2 separate regions of the Homo sapiens genome follow, and region 2 is linked to region 1. Evidence: chromatin loops called from intact Hi-C (ENCODE). Cell type or tissue: ascending aorta. All regions are shown on one strand.

Region 1 (8,000 bases):
TAACTCATATTTATTTACTTATTTTTCTAAGCGCAATCGCTAAATTATCTCGTCTTCCTAAGGCGTATGAATCTCTTACATTAACTTAGGGACAGAATATAGAGTTTTATGTTATCTTCTGTGAGTTCTTTTTCCATTCTGTCATGTTTCAGACTTTCAGAGGTAATTTTTAAGTATTTCAGCTGTGCCTTAGATACATTAAGGGACCTATAGTGCCTCCCTGAGGCCAAGATGATGGTTGCAATCATAAATAGGTTATTTCTGAGTTGAGACTGGTAAGAACAGATTATCCTGCCCAGACAGTGATGTGCCAAGCATTGGCAACTTTGAAAAATTTGCAATTTGATTTTATAGGAGAGTTTCCTTAACAGGCCTGAGTTTTTTTCCCATTGCTTTTGTGAATACAGTATTTTCCCCTGCTAGACTCTTAGTCAAATGTTCTTGCCATTATAAGAAAAAAGGAAAACTGAAAAACTTGAAAATAATTTTATTGGCTTAGGAATTATTTTCATGTTTGTCTGCTAATGGCAAATAAATCTACCTTATTGAATCATACGGATTTTAATTCCCCGGGGGAAAGGTAACCAATGACAGGCATATGTGTGTGTGTGTGTGTGTGTGTGTGTGTGTGTGTGTACAAGTGTATGCTTGTGAAAATTGAACAGCAAAAAGAAATTAGGTGGAGAGGAAAACATTAAAGCTGGTACTGGTGGGTAATCATTATATATAGTATATATACACATATGCCTTCTCCAGTTTTATGGAGGCAGTCAGTGCCTCAAAGACGTGTAATAAAGAGACAGCAACAATTATTGGTGGCATTCATGTAGGAGAGGCTTGAGCCAATGTAAACTTGACTTGGTTAGTAATCTTTGCCAAAACTCCCTGATTGTTGTAAGGGAGTTGTGAACCATTAGGTTTGCTTAACCAGAACAGCAAGTAAGCATCCAAACAGATTGTCCTTGGACCATAAGCAAATGCCCAGAAAATAGCCCCCTGCATAGGATATTAAGTACTTAGAAACAAATGAGAAAAAATATTACAGCAAGTCTTCCAGGTATAGAAGGGATAAACAACCCTATTGGTATCAGAATTTAGGAATATTATTATGTCTCCCACTTTAAATGAAATACAGCAGCCTGACTTGGCAAAATTTGGGGAACGGTTCCCCTTCTTTGCAGCCAGGTTCGGTGCTTGCCCTCTGGCATCCCTTCAATTGTGTATATTACTGGCAGAGACAGCTGTTTGAGCTGCTAATAAGATTGCAAAATAATATCAGCTTGTGCTTCAGGTTGAAGATAAGAGATAACATTGCATTGGCTGTAGGAATGGCTTTCTTATAAACTGGATTTAGTTTTATCTCACTTGTCTCACTTGTTACTTTTTTATTTATTTACTTTTTTTTTTTTGAGATGGAGTCTCACTTTGTCACCTGGGCTGGAGTACAGTGACACGATCTTGGCTCACTGCAACGTCCGCCTCCCAGGTTCAAGCCATTCTCCTGCCTCAGCCTCCCAAGTAGCTGGGATTACAGGCATGCGCCACCACGCCTGGCTAATTTCTGTATTTTTAGTAGAGACAGGGTTTCACCATGTTGGCCAGGCTGGTCTCAAACTCCTGACCTCAGGTGATCCGTCTGCCTCGGCCTCCCAAAGTGCTGGGATTTCAGATTACAGGTGCCATGACGCCTGGCCCCACTTGATACATTTGAGGGTCTCATAAGGTCTTGAAATTGAGCCTGTGAATTTATAAACAGGGCTACAACCATCCTGCAGATGCAACTTTTTGGCATGCCAGAATCAGTGGCACCTGAAGAGCATCTCCTTGAAAGCGGTAGTAGATAAAAGGAGATGCCTTTCAGGTTTCAGACGTGGACCTCAGATTCACCTCCAAGACTAGAGTTATCACAGTGCACAGGATCATCCAAGAACAGACATGCAGAGGGAGGAAAGGCCATTGTAAGGCTCAGGAGAACATAGTAGAGCCTAAAAATGAGAACAAAATGGTACTATCAGAAAAGATGGCAGTGGTTGGGACATAAGAGAGGGTAGGTTCACAGGTTTGTGGGACCAGGACTCAGTCACTTTCCTCGCGCTAGGCTCAACCCTCACGATGGGGAAAGTAATGTACTTCTGGGCTTAAAATTCTTCACAGTCAACTGGTAGAGATATGAGGGAATTTATTGCTAAGTAGTAGGGAAAGTGTTTTCACAAATAACATACAGGAAATTCCCATATCATACAAAGGAGGTTGTATTATCACCACGTTTTTACATATGAGAAAATAGAGTCTTAGAAAAGTTATGTACCTTGCCTAGGAGCATGTGCCTAGATAGTGGCAGCTCCAAGATTCAAACCTAAAACTCCAGAGTCTGAAACTCACACAGTTTCTTCTCTGTTCTGAGGCTTCATGCAGCTGGACAGGAGGTTAGCCTGAGACAAGAGGAGGATCATTCTCGAAGGCAGAGAGGCTGGGGACATGACTGCTTTCTGGAAACCTGAGCTCATGGAGAGAGGCTGAGAGTCAGGAAAGTAGGACATGAAATCATTTAATGAGAGTGAAGACCAGCCAGGTCAGGGAGTTTGAAAAGAGAGTTTTGAAATATCCATTGTAGCTAATATGGGAGAGCATTCTTTGAGAGTGATTAAAATGGCGACTGAGGACACAGCTAAAGTGAGAAAGAATAAATCTGTGGCAGACTTGCATATTTTTGGTATGTGCATCTCTTTCCGAAATCAATTGAACAGAGGTGGGAAAAGTAGCTTGGTGGATAATGAGGTAGAGTGGAAAGTTGAAAAGACAGAGCTTAGGAGTCTTTCTGATTGGTCTAAAATTCCCCAGGGAAAATCATGTTTCTTTTTATGAATATAGTCCAGGTCTTAGGTCTGTCCCACGGCACAAAGTTTTCAGGACATTCTGGACAAATTCACACATTTCCCTGGATGTCAGTCAATTCCCTTTGCCTCTGTGCTATCACTTTCCTTCTCTCTGCTTTCTCCTTGAGTTACCTGTCCCAGCTCTTCACTCCACATTCTGCAGCCTCCGTTTAGCTCCTTTATACCTTTGTCCAGATTCTTCCTAACTTATTATACTGCCTCCTCATGTCAACTTCCATCCCATCTGCATTTGGGAAAAGAAGCCCACATGATAAGTGAGTCCATCTGCTAAATGTATGCATCTTAGAGCATTTGTTCAAGATCAATAAAGATACAAATTATTTTGATTTTTCAGCTGTTGCCCAAATCCACAAGAGTACACAAATGAAAATGCACTGATTTTTAAAAAGTACAAATAGCCATTAAAGTTTGTATTGTTTTATTCTTTAAATAAGCCGGAAAAATGGGAATACGTAGGAACGAGGGAGCTAGCAAAATAGGCGGGGCTTCTGCGTTTCAGGTGGTCTGAGACTGCAGTGACCCTGAGGCTGGTGGACCTGGAAGGAGCCAGGGAGAGATGGTGGATCCCAGGGGTGGGAGCAAATGCATGGTCCAAGGTTCTGAATGGCAGAGCTAGACCAAAGGACTAACCTGCTAACCTTGACCAAGGAGATGGCCCAGAGGTTTTCTATTTCTACTGCTCCATCTTTTCATTATAAGTTCCCAGTAGAAACGAGTCATCATTTAAAATATCGGTGCAGCACTTAACACATAAGGAAAAATCAATAACATTCATTTACTTACAGTACCCAGAGAAGAAATAAATTCAAATACGTAAAAATGGGCATGAACCATCCTGTTCCATATCCCACTTTAGGACTGTCAGCAACTGTATACATTGCTGAACGTCATTGCTCTTGTACATAATGAATAATTTTCTGTAACCCTGTGAAGGCCGACTGATTTTTACGGAAAGACAGCTTTGTGTTAGGCGGCCCGCCTTCCCCACGGAATCGGGTTTTCCCACGCCACGTTTTGATGTTTCTGAGAAGTGTGCGCCATCTGCTGGCCGCTGAGAGGATTGACGAGCAGCCATAAGGAGCACCGTGTTTCTTGAGCATGACTTAACCAGGCAATGGAATTACAATTATCTTTGGGTTTCTAAAACATAATAGACATTTCAGGATTCACGTGACTTATGAGAAGTCGCTTAATTGCCTTTCAAGCAGTATACATTTTTTATTCAATATGTGTATTATTCTTTGTAATAATAAACGATGCAATAAAGCAATCGAGGGGTTCCCACATGCTCTCTAGGCAGAGATGGACCCCGGGCCCTAGATGAAAGGTTAATAGTTTGGAGTGAGCACTAACTCTGGTCCTCTGACTCTGAATCTAAGTCAGGAGTAGAATAGAGCTGTACAAAGAAGACTGCTTGATGGAATTGAATTTTGTCCCTTCTTCAATGGGGGAAAATAAAGTACAGTTTTCATCAATAGATTAATGACTAAACTTGGACCTTGATGCCAAATCCAACTTGAGCTCCGCCTGCACAGTCTGGAGATGTACATAAGAGACACATGCTCAGCCTCTTAGCACATCGTTATAATCCAGGCAGGCAATACTATATCCTAAAATTACTCCTCTTTGCTGAAATTGAGAAAATAGGAATTACCCAGGGTAAATTTGGTACATAAATGTACCAAATGGTATGATTTATTCTAGTACTGTCTTCTTTTTCTTGATTTTCTTCTTTATTGGGAAATTTGTATTTTGTAGTTCCTTCGACACTTTAAAAATTAAACTAGAGGGTAAGATTTAAGTTTTCTCACAACTAACAAATGATTTTGATTTTATTGCCCAAAGCCCTTTATATCTCACTTTCGATGGGTCTAGTCCCTTTGGCTTAATTTAGATGTGATTTTTCCTTAATAATTTTGAAAATGGTGGTGCTCTATACCAACTAGCTAGAATAGGAATCACATTGACAGTATTTAATGGATAGAAGCATCTCAAAGATCTTTGCTTAATGAGGGCAAATCATTAGCAATGTCCAACTCCCTATGTTAGAGGCGCCAACTAAGGCACGGTACTTAAATTTAAAGCACAACTCTTCGACTTCCATAAAGTACATATATTACATTATATTTTTAAATTACGGGGTAGTGACTCGATATGTCACTGGAATGTTTTGAATAGTGCCCCCGGCCCCCCTGCCAAAAAAAAGAATGCAAGAACACTGTCCTAACCAAGAAGGCCTGGGAGTTTTAACTAATTCAGCCTTTCAGCCTCCACTTAAAATTCTGGAAGACAGTAGTGTTGGTGCTAGCTGTCCTTGGCTGCAAGTTGTCTTTACAGAAGAACTTGGGGTACATTTTGGTGTGAGGCCACTCTTGCAAGCAGCATTTGCAGGCATTAAGAGAATGCACACAGTTCAATAAGCTGGGGTTATATTCATAATCAGTCTTTGTTTAATGCTGTAAAAATACTAAAGGAATGGCCAAAATCTCTCGGTATCTGGGGAAAAGGGTTCTTTGAAACTTTTGATGTGTGAGCAGAATAATGGAAACTTATCTGTTCCCCATGCTTTTAACACACACACAAACACACACACACACACACAAACGTCATAGATCAAGATGTAACAGGTTGGAATGGGGCCTAGGCTTGGGAATTTTGTGACTCCCCAGGTGATCTCAATGTACTGCTGGTTTATTAGCAGGCTTTGCCCAAACAAATACTCTTTCTCACCTACCAGGAGAAATCAAAGAGCTCTGGGTTAAACACTTGTATGTTAAAACCAAAATGGTGGGCATTGCAGAGTAGAGGAATTAGGAGAAGAAAATAGATATTGGGTCAAAAATTGGCCTCAGGAACCAGGAAGTAAGAATGGCCAATCTTAAAAGAGAAAGTTCTGTTGAAGAGGGAGCATTATCTGAAGTTGGAATGACTATGGAGGACAATGACAGCTGTCCCACAGGATGTCACTGGGCTGAGGAAAATCAGACTGGAAGCCACAAGCCCATGGGGGCTCAGGAAGCCTGTTTCCTGAGCAGAACAGAGCTGGGTTTGGCACATGCCTAGTGTTCCAGTGAAATCTGTCATTTTTCTGCTTCCACTTTTTACAAATGAGTTATTCAACGCTACTTTGTTGACACATGGACTCAGCATTTAAAAAATGACAGTGGAGATAAGGGTCTAAGGTAGTGATAGGCAAATGAATGATGGGCATCCATCATCTGAAGAGCTTCTTAAAATTCAGATTTCCCAACCCCACCACAGACGTCTGTCTCCGTAGGTCTTGGGTAGGGCTCAGAGCAGGCTGCTTCTGAAATTTTGAGGTTGTGAGGTAAGAATACAGGTGGGAGCCTGCATACCACTTGTCTAAATATTTAAAAGTTGTAAATCAGCCTAATGAACTGTGAAGGAAGCTCTGGCCTACTTCCTTGACAACTTAAGCCTATACAGAGACCTGGAAGATCAAGTTCAAATGCAGAACCTGAATGTTTCGGTTCTATCTGCTCCCTCAGTGTTAAAGGTCTGTCCTTTTTCCTTGACAAATATGCTTTCATAATTGTCTGGAAGGCCGGATTCCAATTCAGCAATTCCAATCCCTCAGTGTTGAGGGAAAGGGCCACCCGCTCTGCTCTTCTCTTCCCATCTGGCTCTGTCTGGAACCACGAAGCACCTCTGTGTGTGTGTGGGGACAAGCCAGCCCAGGTGCCTGCGTTTTGGCCCAGTACCTCCTACCCTCATACTACATATGTAGCCACCCCCAGGCATAGGGTTGTGCACACTGGTGACATGTCTGCCCTCTAGAAGAAGCATGGGGGAAATGGGACCCCACAGGCCCTGTTAGCTGATACGGGCCATGAGCTCCCAGGTCACGGTCTAAAAGTACATTGGTTTGGGGCTCTGCGTGACCATATTCCAAGGATCCTGCAAAGGAAGAGGCAGGACTGGAGAAGGGAAAGAGTGGGCCTTCTAAGGCTCCCAGGGCAGGACCTCTTTTTGTCTGGTCTAAGAGGGGTATTGAACCCAAGTGGCTTAGATGCTGAATCCCTGGGCTTAGAACCCAATGCCCTGGAGCATTGATCTCACAGTGCTGGCCAGAAAGGGGCTCGTTGGTTGCTACTAGGTCATTATCACTCCCAGGGCACCTGGGCAGTCAATGAAACTGAGCTCAGAAAAGTCCTGCCTTTATGATGTCCCTTCCACTTCCATAACTTTCTCCATAAAATAAAACCAAGAAAAATAATTTTTCTCTTGATTTCAAATCGTATTTAAAGGAAAATAGAAATTTTATTTTTAAAGAAATTGCATGTTTTCATTGTCTATATATTGTTTTGAAATATGTACACGTTGTGTAATGGCTAAATTGAGCTAATTAAATGTATAACCTCACATGCTTATCATTTTTGTGGTGAAAACACTTAAAATCCACTCTCTTAACAATTTTCAAAAATATTTGAAAAAATATAGTTATTAACTGTAGTCCTGTAACTATTTCCTATTAATTATAGGGAAGTAGAAATTTTAATAGTCATCTTTCTCATGCTTTTCTTGACTTTTAGATTCAAGAAATAATAAACTTGAATAAAAGAGATTAATTTCACAGTAATGCAATATTTCTGTAAAATTTCACACCTTGTTGACTGTCAATCAGCTGAGAACTTTACACCTCATTAAAAATCCATTAGAACAATGGCTGTTCCATTAGCCCTTCAGTTTATGCCTTAAAACATACTTGTCTAAAAACAACATTGTTTTTGGCAGGCTGCTCCTTTTGATAAGTGGGGACTTGCTCTGGTATTAACTGTTTCCAGGTCTCCAGAAAAAGGCTCAGGGTATGTCTAGGGACATCAGTGACAACAGTGAGGTAGAGCAAGTCAATACTGTGCCACCTCTGCGCTAGCCAGAGAACCTCTGCTCCAAGGTGAGTTGGTTCCCCCTTTCATTAAGGTCCTCAGGCCCCAGTAAAATCCAGATATGGCTTTGGAGAGGAACGCTGTCTGAGTGAAGCTCCCTCAGTTTCATAACCAGCTTAGAGCTTCTCAGCTCTGACCTGCCTGTTAGCATGGCTGGGGAGCCCAGTGGTTTATTGAACTGGCTAATAACAAAGAT
Region 2 (8,000 bases), 650 kb before region 1:
ATGGCTGGAGAAGGGCAGGAGAGGGCATTCTGAAGCATCAGCCCCCTGATTAGGGATACCTGGCCCTAGAGTGGTCCTGGCCTTTTCACTCCTGCTTTTCAGAGATCCTGCTTCTAACACATCCTTGAGCATCTCAGTAAAGCAAGCTTCCTATGCCATTCTGAAGTGTTTGGGTTAAGAACGTTTCTCATGTGAATAATGCTTGGTCACCAGACTGAGGTCCAGCGTATTCTTCATCTGGTCTGATAGAAATCCCTTGTCTTTAAATGTCATATATTTAAGGTAACAACTCTATTTTGTAGGTTGAAACAAAAACTTAAACTGTATCAGTTAATGTTTTTAAAGTCAACCAAAGGGAAGGCACCTCTTCCCAGTGTGTTTCATCAATTGAAATCTGGTGAATGTTTTTTTGTTTGCTGGTATGTTCCACCATGTGTGTGAGCATGAAGGTAGGAAAACTGTTTGCTCAGCCATTCCCTCTGTGGTTTGGTTTGTTGGAGAATCAGTCAAATGGAAAGGCTTTCCTCTGATGTGATTACAGAATCAAATATTTTATAATTCCCAGATACTTCTGAATCTTGAATAATTATTAAAGTCAGTGAACACTTTCTCTTTCTTTTCCTTGACTCCCTTTGGATTGAACTAGCCCGCAGGGCAACACAATATTATTTCCCTGGGCTAGGTGCACTTTCCTCTTCGTGGACTATTGGGTGCCTGTAGATAGAGTCCCTGTGCACAGCAGGCAGATTGTGCACCGCATAGTCCTGGAGGTAAATTTCACCAAGAGTATAAGTGGGATTGTGCAAAATGGTAGCCCTGCCTATGCATGTTTGGGGCAGGGATTCCCCCCAACTGTGTATTTCCTGGGAGGCCTGATTTTCCTCCTCTTTCTGTCACCCATCATAAGCATATGGAGAAGATGGATGTTTGAAGGGAAAATAATGTTATTTTCTGCATTTTCTCCCATTTTTTGAGAGCACTCATTCTCCTTCTAATATTAATTTAGATCAGGGAAAATAAAAGCCATTTGTTAAAGAACTAACTATTATATAATAAATTATCAAACAATTACGCCAAAGGTATGTTTACAAACTCCTGTTCTATCTTGGTGGGTTGATTAGCTTCCTTGGGGGGTCCAAACAGCTATGGCTTTTCCATTTTTATAAATGGTTCTGCATTTATAAAATTAAGAATGGACATTTATGCTATTAATTAAGAATGGAATTAATAGTGTAAAGGGATCCTTCAAATACCCATGTGTTATTGCTCAATTTTAACCAATAAATCTTATACCAGAGTGTTCTGCCTGCTTCCGGATGAGCAAGGAGACTTGTGGTCTGGTTCTTGGACTTCCCTAGCAGCATGGCCCCCAAATGCCAGTCTCCACTCCTGCCTCAAAAGAAGAAACCAAGAATGCCTCCTGCTCTGGGACCGGAGGAGACATTGGCCTCTGCAGGCTTGCTGAGGAAGGGAGAAAAAGAACAGCAAGAAGCAATTGAATGCATTGATGAAGTACAAAATGAAATAGACAGACTTAATGAAGAAGCCAGTGAGGAGATTTTGAAAGTAGAACAGAAATATGACAAACTCTGCCAACCATTTTTTCAGAAGATGTCAGAATTGATCGCCAAAATCCCAAATTTTGGGGTAACAACATTTGTCAAGCATCCACAAGTGTCTGCCCTGCTGGAGGAGGATGAAGAGGCACTGCATTATTTGAGCAGAGTTGAAATGACAGAATTTGAAGATATTAAATCAGGTTACAGAATAGATTTTTATTTTGATGAAAATCTTTACTTTGAAAATAAACTTCTATCCAAAGAATTTCATCTGAATGAGAGTGGTGATCCATCTTCAAAGTCCACTGAAATGAAATGGAAATCTGGAAAGGATTTGATGAAATGTTCATCTGGAAAGGATTTGATGAAATGTTCAAGTCAAATGCAGAATAAAGCCAGCAGGAAGAGGCAGCATGAGGAACCAGAGAGCTTCTTTACCTGGTTTACTGACCATTCTGATGCAGGTGCTGATGAGTTATGAGAGGTCACCAAAGATGATATTTGGTCAAACTCATTACAGTACTACTTGGTTCCCGATATGGATGATGAAGAAGCAGAATGAGAAGAAGATGATGATGATGATGAAGAGGAGGAAGGATAAAAAGATACTAATGAAGAAGACAATGAAGATGAAGGTGAAGATGAAGATGATGATGAAGGGGAGGAAGGAGAGAAGGATGAAGGAAAAGATTACTAGAACACTGATAGGTTCCAACTTTCCTGTTTAAAAATTTTTCTCCAGTCCCTGGGAGCAAGTTCCAGTCTTTTCTTTTTCCTCTTGTGCTCTGTTGCCCTGTTGTTGAGGTCTCTTTGCTCTACACCATGGTTCTCAACTTATTGCAGAATACAATGGGAAAAGTGTCTCTACGCCTTTCTGTTTGAAATTCATTTTTATCCCTTTCTGTCTGAACAAAAACTGTATGGAATCAACACCACCGAGCTCTGTGGGAAAAAAGAAAAACCTGCTCCTTTCATTCTGCTGGAAGCTGGAGGGTGCTAGGCCCCTGTGTAGTAGTGCATAGAATTCTAGCTTTTTCCCTCCTTTCTCTGTATCTTGGGCTTAGAGAGTACACGGTGTCTCTATGTGAATATGGACAGTTAGCATTTACCAACATGTATCTGTCTATTTTCTCTTGTTTAAAAAAAGAAAAAAACTAAAAAACAAAATGGGATTATAGAAGGTCAGCAAAGGGTGGATCTGAGATGTTTGGGTAGGTTAAGTGGGCATTTTGACAACATGGCTTCTCCTTTGGCATGTTTATTGTGATATTTAACAGGCATCTTTGTAGTTTAAGATGACACTTTTAAAATAAATTATCTCCTAATGATGACTTGAGCCCTGCCACTCAAAGGGAGAATCAGAAGAACCTGTAGGATCTTATTTGGAATTGACTTTCTCTATTGTAATTTTGTTCCTGCTTATTTTTAAGTTTTCTTTTTGTTTCACTGTAAAGGAAAGATGATGCTCAGTTTTAAACGTGAAAAGTACAAGTTGCTTTGTTACAATAAAACTAAATGTATACACATACACACACACACAACACACACACACACACACACACAAACTTATACCAAAATCACACCACTTTAGTTAGTTGTCCACTGGAAAGGTGCTCTTTGTTTTCGAGCTTCAAAGAAGCTCGTCTTCTTTTATTTGACTGTCGCTAGGGACTCCACTGAGCAGGAATGACTATTCTGATATTTGCTTGTTACATTTTTGGTTTTCAGAGGTGGCATATTGAGGAGGTGCACTTATGGATTGCAGCATAAGTATCCATGAGTCCGGGTGTGGTGCGTGTGCTCACTCATTATCTTGATGTGCTGCTCACTACCACGTCTCTCCTTTACACTATTGGAAACTTTCATTCTTAATAATTTAATTTATCCCTAGTGACTCCAGCCTCCCATGACAGACTAAAAAACCAGACTTGATGAAGTCCAGATATATTTTAATTCTCTTCTATCAAGCCCAAGGGAGAATTTCTTAGCGACTATGCTGACTTATGTCTTGAAAAAACTTTAACTTTGGGAATTTTGATGTATAATGAAGCCAGGAGAGGGAGACGTGTCATTCCAAAATGCTGCGAATAGAATTTAAGCAAGCAACATGACACACATTCTTTGTTTCTTTTGCTTTTTTTTTTTTTTTTTTTTTTGCAATGAAGTCTCACCCTGTTGCCCAAGCTGGAGTGCAGTGGTGTCATCTCGGCTCACTGCCATCTCTGCCTCCTGGGTTCAAGTGATTCTCCTGCCTCAGCCTCCTGAGTAGCTGGGACTACAAGCATGTGACACCATGCCCAGCTAATTTTTTTGTACTTTTAGTAGAGATGGGGTTTCACTGTGTTGGCCAGGCTGGTCTCAAAATCCTGGCCTCAAGTGATCCACCCGCCTTGGCCTCCCAAAGTGCTGGGATTACAGGTGTAAGCCACTGCACCTGGCCATGACACATATTCTTAGCTATTCTCCAAAAGGGAGAACACTAGAAAAGTGGTAATTTGAAAATAGAAACTGTCCAGTAGCAACTGGATGGCTCATAGCTCCAGTGGTTCTAATAAGCGCTCAGTGGAGAGTCTGATACATATTAGGTGCTCAAGAAAATATTTGTTAACTGAATAAACAAATCAATCGGATCTTGTTCAGAGAAATTCCAAAGCAGAGAATATCTGCCACAAGTGCTCACATCAACCATGCCTATTAAGCAGCACCATGTTGTTTGCTCTCGCAGAAAGGGATTTGATTTGGCATTTGCTGAAACAGGCCCCCATCTTACAGACGGCATTGAGACTCGGAAGAGTTAAATAATTTCCTCACAGCTACTAAGCACTAGAACTAGAATAAGAATGTGTGCTTTCTGACTCTGAGTCTAGGATTCTAGGACTTCAAGGGTTTCCTATCTTTTTGAAGTCATGGGGCAGAACAATATAAAGGAACAGCTGGAAAAACTGAAATGAAATTACTATTCACTCTTACATAGGAAGAATAAAGATAACTCTTGAGGGCCCTGATATATTATAGTAATAAAAACAAGACTGAGGTAGCAGAAGCACATGGACATGCAGGGAACACTTCCAAACATCCTTCAAAAGGCCTAACTTCTAAGGACAGGAAACATGAGGAAGCAGAGAAGGAAGGAAATGTGTCTAAATTCTTCCAAGCTGTTTCTTTTACTATTCAGGCCAAGCCTTCTATCTCTTAAATCAAAATTTCAGGGAAAGCTTATGGCAGATGAGACTTTTGGGAGTACATTAGAAAACAGGAGGGAAAAAGGCCTTATTACTCACTGATTTGTATCCTTGTGTTATTTTATAATATTATTAAAGCTCTTTCCATGTTATATAGATTCTGTCTCTCAGCTGTACTGCAAATCTATTAGGACAAGTCTCGTCTCTTTTATGTATTCCTTCTACTGTGTCTATATGTGGTGGTCTCTCAGTCGAGCAGGCTGTACAGTTTATTCGAAGTGTTCCAAGGAGCTTGTGTGCCTCCACTGCTCTGACCTCATTTTTGCAATGTTAATTAAGTTGGGTAGATGACCTATTCGACTGATAACACTCACTAGCTCACTAGTATATGGTAAGTAGTTTATTCTCTTAGTTAGTTGACCGTGACCAGATTAAAGCCCAAAAAGACAAGAAAAAAAATCAGGTGGTAGAGAGTGGGGAACAGAGGTATAGGACACTGTTTTGGGAAAGTGGATCTTCTTGTGTTCCTACAGAGGATAACTCGGGCGTGTCAGGATGAGGTATTACAAGAAGAGAGAACAAGAGGGGAGGCTCACCATTAAATTTGGCTTCTGGCCTTGGGTCAGCCTTGCATGATGTTTTGTAGACTGAGAGTAAGGAAGGAGAAGTTGAGACAAAAACTTTACTCTCTGTTTGGTCACTGAGAGTAAAGGTTCTCTTTGTGCTAGCTTATTCTTAAGCAGTATGCATGAGGCATTTAGGGGTTTATTGCTGAAGAAAATTCATCCTCTTGTGCTAATTGGGCAGGGATTCCAAGGGATTAAAACCAAAATCATTTGACCACCTGAGTTACAGTAATTTTAGAGCTTAGGTTGTTTATTTTCACTGTATAGCACAACCAAATACTATTCAGTCTGGCTGCATGGAATGAGATATGGCTAATTAGATTTCCTGGCTAACCCAGGTTAAGGCAGAAATGCCATGTTAACAGTAGCACCCTTAAACCTGGGGAAAGAGGCTCTTGCCTCGTGTCACTTGCTTTAGAGGGCCCTACTGGTCTTCCTCCACTGTGCCATGCCTTATGGGGAGACGATTCTGCAGAGCCATGTGGATATTGTCAATCCAAAGCACCCCATTCCCTCTTCTAAACCACTTGGTACCCCACAATTCCTACCTAAGTGATCCCAAGATGACTTCCAGGGCCTACGTGGGTCTCTCTTGAGTTCTCATCTCCCGAAGGTGAACTGTACCACTTGTGTTGAGCACTCCTAGGACCAAAGAGTGTGGGGCTGTGCATGAATCTTAGATGTTTGGGCTGAGATGTCCTTGGGGGTGTGTGCAAGGCCCCTCACTGCAGAAAAGAACTGAAGGTGGGGAAGAGAAGAGAAGGGAGTGGGCTACTGGCTGGAGAACCCTGGCTCCAAAAATTTTAGGCATGGGCTGACATTTCTAACTCTCCAGTGGGAAACCATTTAAAGCAGTCAACACATTGACTACGAAGTGCAGGCACTACTTTGAGTAACTAGACTTGATCGCAGAGGTCCTTGAATGGCCTCCTGGTCTGCATGTGTAACAACAGTGGTTATTGTTCTCTGGACTCTAATGCTGTAGGTACTAGATGTGACTGTTCTCCAGAGACATTCCTAGGGAGTTGCTAATGGTGGTGGTGGTAATTGCTATTATTATTTCATGAACATTGAAATCTTTTATTTTTTTGTAAAGTTGTCTCCTTGAATACTGGACTGTAAAGGTGTGTGGATGTGTTCTAGCAAATTGAGAATTGTAGTTAATTGAGTTCTGGTTATTTAACTTTTTACTGTAGTTTGTACTTGTTGCTTGTTCAGAGTCTAGGCAATTTTACATGGGCTTATTTTATCCTTTCTCCCTATCTCCATTAGTCTTCAAGATCAGGAAAATGATTTATGTCATTTTAAAATAGAGCCTTCCTCTGTCTCTCATTTTCCTTCTTCTCTCTCTCTAAGGTATATTATTGCCTACTATATCCTGTGCCCTGTGCTGGAATTTCTCTTGTGCTAATTTTTATTGATAACATATGATGGCTTAAAATGTCATCTAGTGTTTAGTAAATTCATAATAGAAAATAACTTTGTTCCCTCACAAATTTTTACAGACATTTAAAATTAGCACTTCAATATCCAAGTATTTTGCTTTTTCTTTTCTGGAGAGAAACTAACACCTGTAGGTATTTGTTGACATGCAAAAAATGCATGCAAGAATTTTAAAATTTTATACCCTATAATTGGTTGTATACTATTAATTAGACCTCTTCTTTAGCTCTCTTACTGTATACACTCTTCTGTTTTCCCAAATTCTCTCCTCTTTCTCTAAATTCCTCACCCTGTTCCCCACCCTTTCCCTGCCTTGTCTCTGGGTTTTTGTCTCTCTTGCCTCATTTTTCCTTCTTTCTCTCTCACTTTCTTCCCCCACCCCTTCTCTCTTGTTTACACTCCCCGCTCATGTATGTGCCGCTTCGTCTTTGTGTTTATATCTACCAGGGGAAAGACCAACCATCTTTATTTTTAAATTTTATTTTACTTTAAGTTCTGGGATACATGTGCAGAATGTGCAGGTTTGTTACATAGGTAAATGTGTGCCATGGTGGTTTGGTGCACCTATCAGCCCATTACCTAGGTATTAAGCCCCGCATGCGTTAGCTATTTATCCTGATGCTCTCCTTCCCCTCACTGCCTCCCAACATGCCCTGGTGTGTATTGTTCCCTTCCCTGTGTCATGTGTTCTCATTGTTTAGCTCCCACTTACGAGTGAAAACATGTGGTGTTTGGTTATCTGTTCCTGTGTTAGTTTGCTGAGGATGATGGCTTCTGGCTTCATCCATGTCCCTGCAAAGGACATTATCTCATTCCTTTTTATGGCTGCATAGTATTCCATGGTATATATGTACCACATTTTCTTTATTCAGTCTATCATTGATCGGCATTTGGGTTGATTCCATGTCTTTGCTATTGTGAATAGTGCTGCAATAAACATACGCATGCGTGTATCTTTATAATAGAATGATTTATAATCCTTTGGGTATATACCCAGTAATGGGATTGCTGGGTCAAATGGTATTTCAGGTTCTAGATCCTTGAGGAATCACCACACTGTCTTCCACAATGGAACCAACCATCTTTTAAAGTAACAAATGACATCTAAGTGTGAAGTCCGAAGTCAAAGAGCTAGAGAGTCATACAGTTTCAGAGTTGTCGCAGTTTTGATGATTGATTCTCTGGCAGGG

What was found. A loop is a pair of places that touch in the nucleus more often than their neighbours do. Peaks named below come from ENCODE experiments on the same cell type or tissue, not always from the same donor. Only the 100,000 strongest peaks of a DNase experiment are listed, where the experiment ranks them.
Region 2: it touches region 1 in a loop (4-fold over the local background); 2 of 110 quality-filtered maps call a loop at or near these places.

Annotation. Positions count from the first base shown.
Region 1 is chr5:59,806,082-59,814,081 of GRCh38, reverse strand. All of the region lies in intron 1 of PDE4D (phosphodiesterase 4D), which reads left to right. Among named protein-coding and RNA genes, the nearest start is that of PDE4D, 84 kb to the left of the region's middle. In ascending aorta, CTCF peaks have their summits at 218 (motif pointing left) and 3,945 (motif pointing left); DNase peaks (open chromatin) are centred at 233 and 3,921; H3K4me3 peaks cover 341 bases; H3K27ac peaks cover 481 bases.
Region 2 is chr5:60,454,102-60,462,101 of GRCh38, reverse strand. It overlaps a transcript of PDE4D not described here and the pseudogene SETP21. Among named protein-coding and RNA genes, the nearest start is that of PART1, 30 kb to the left of the region's middle. In ascending aorta, no CTCF peak of the experiment used is centred here; a DNase peak (open chromatin) is centred at 3,793.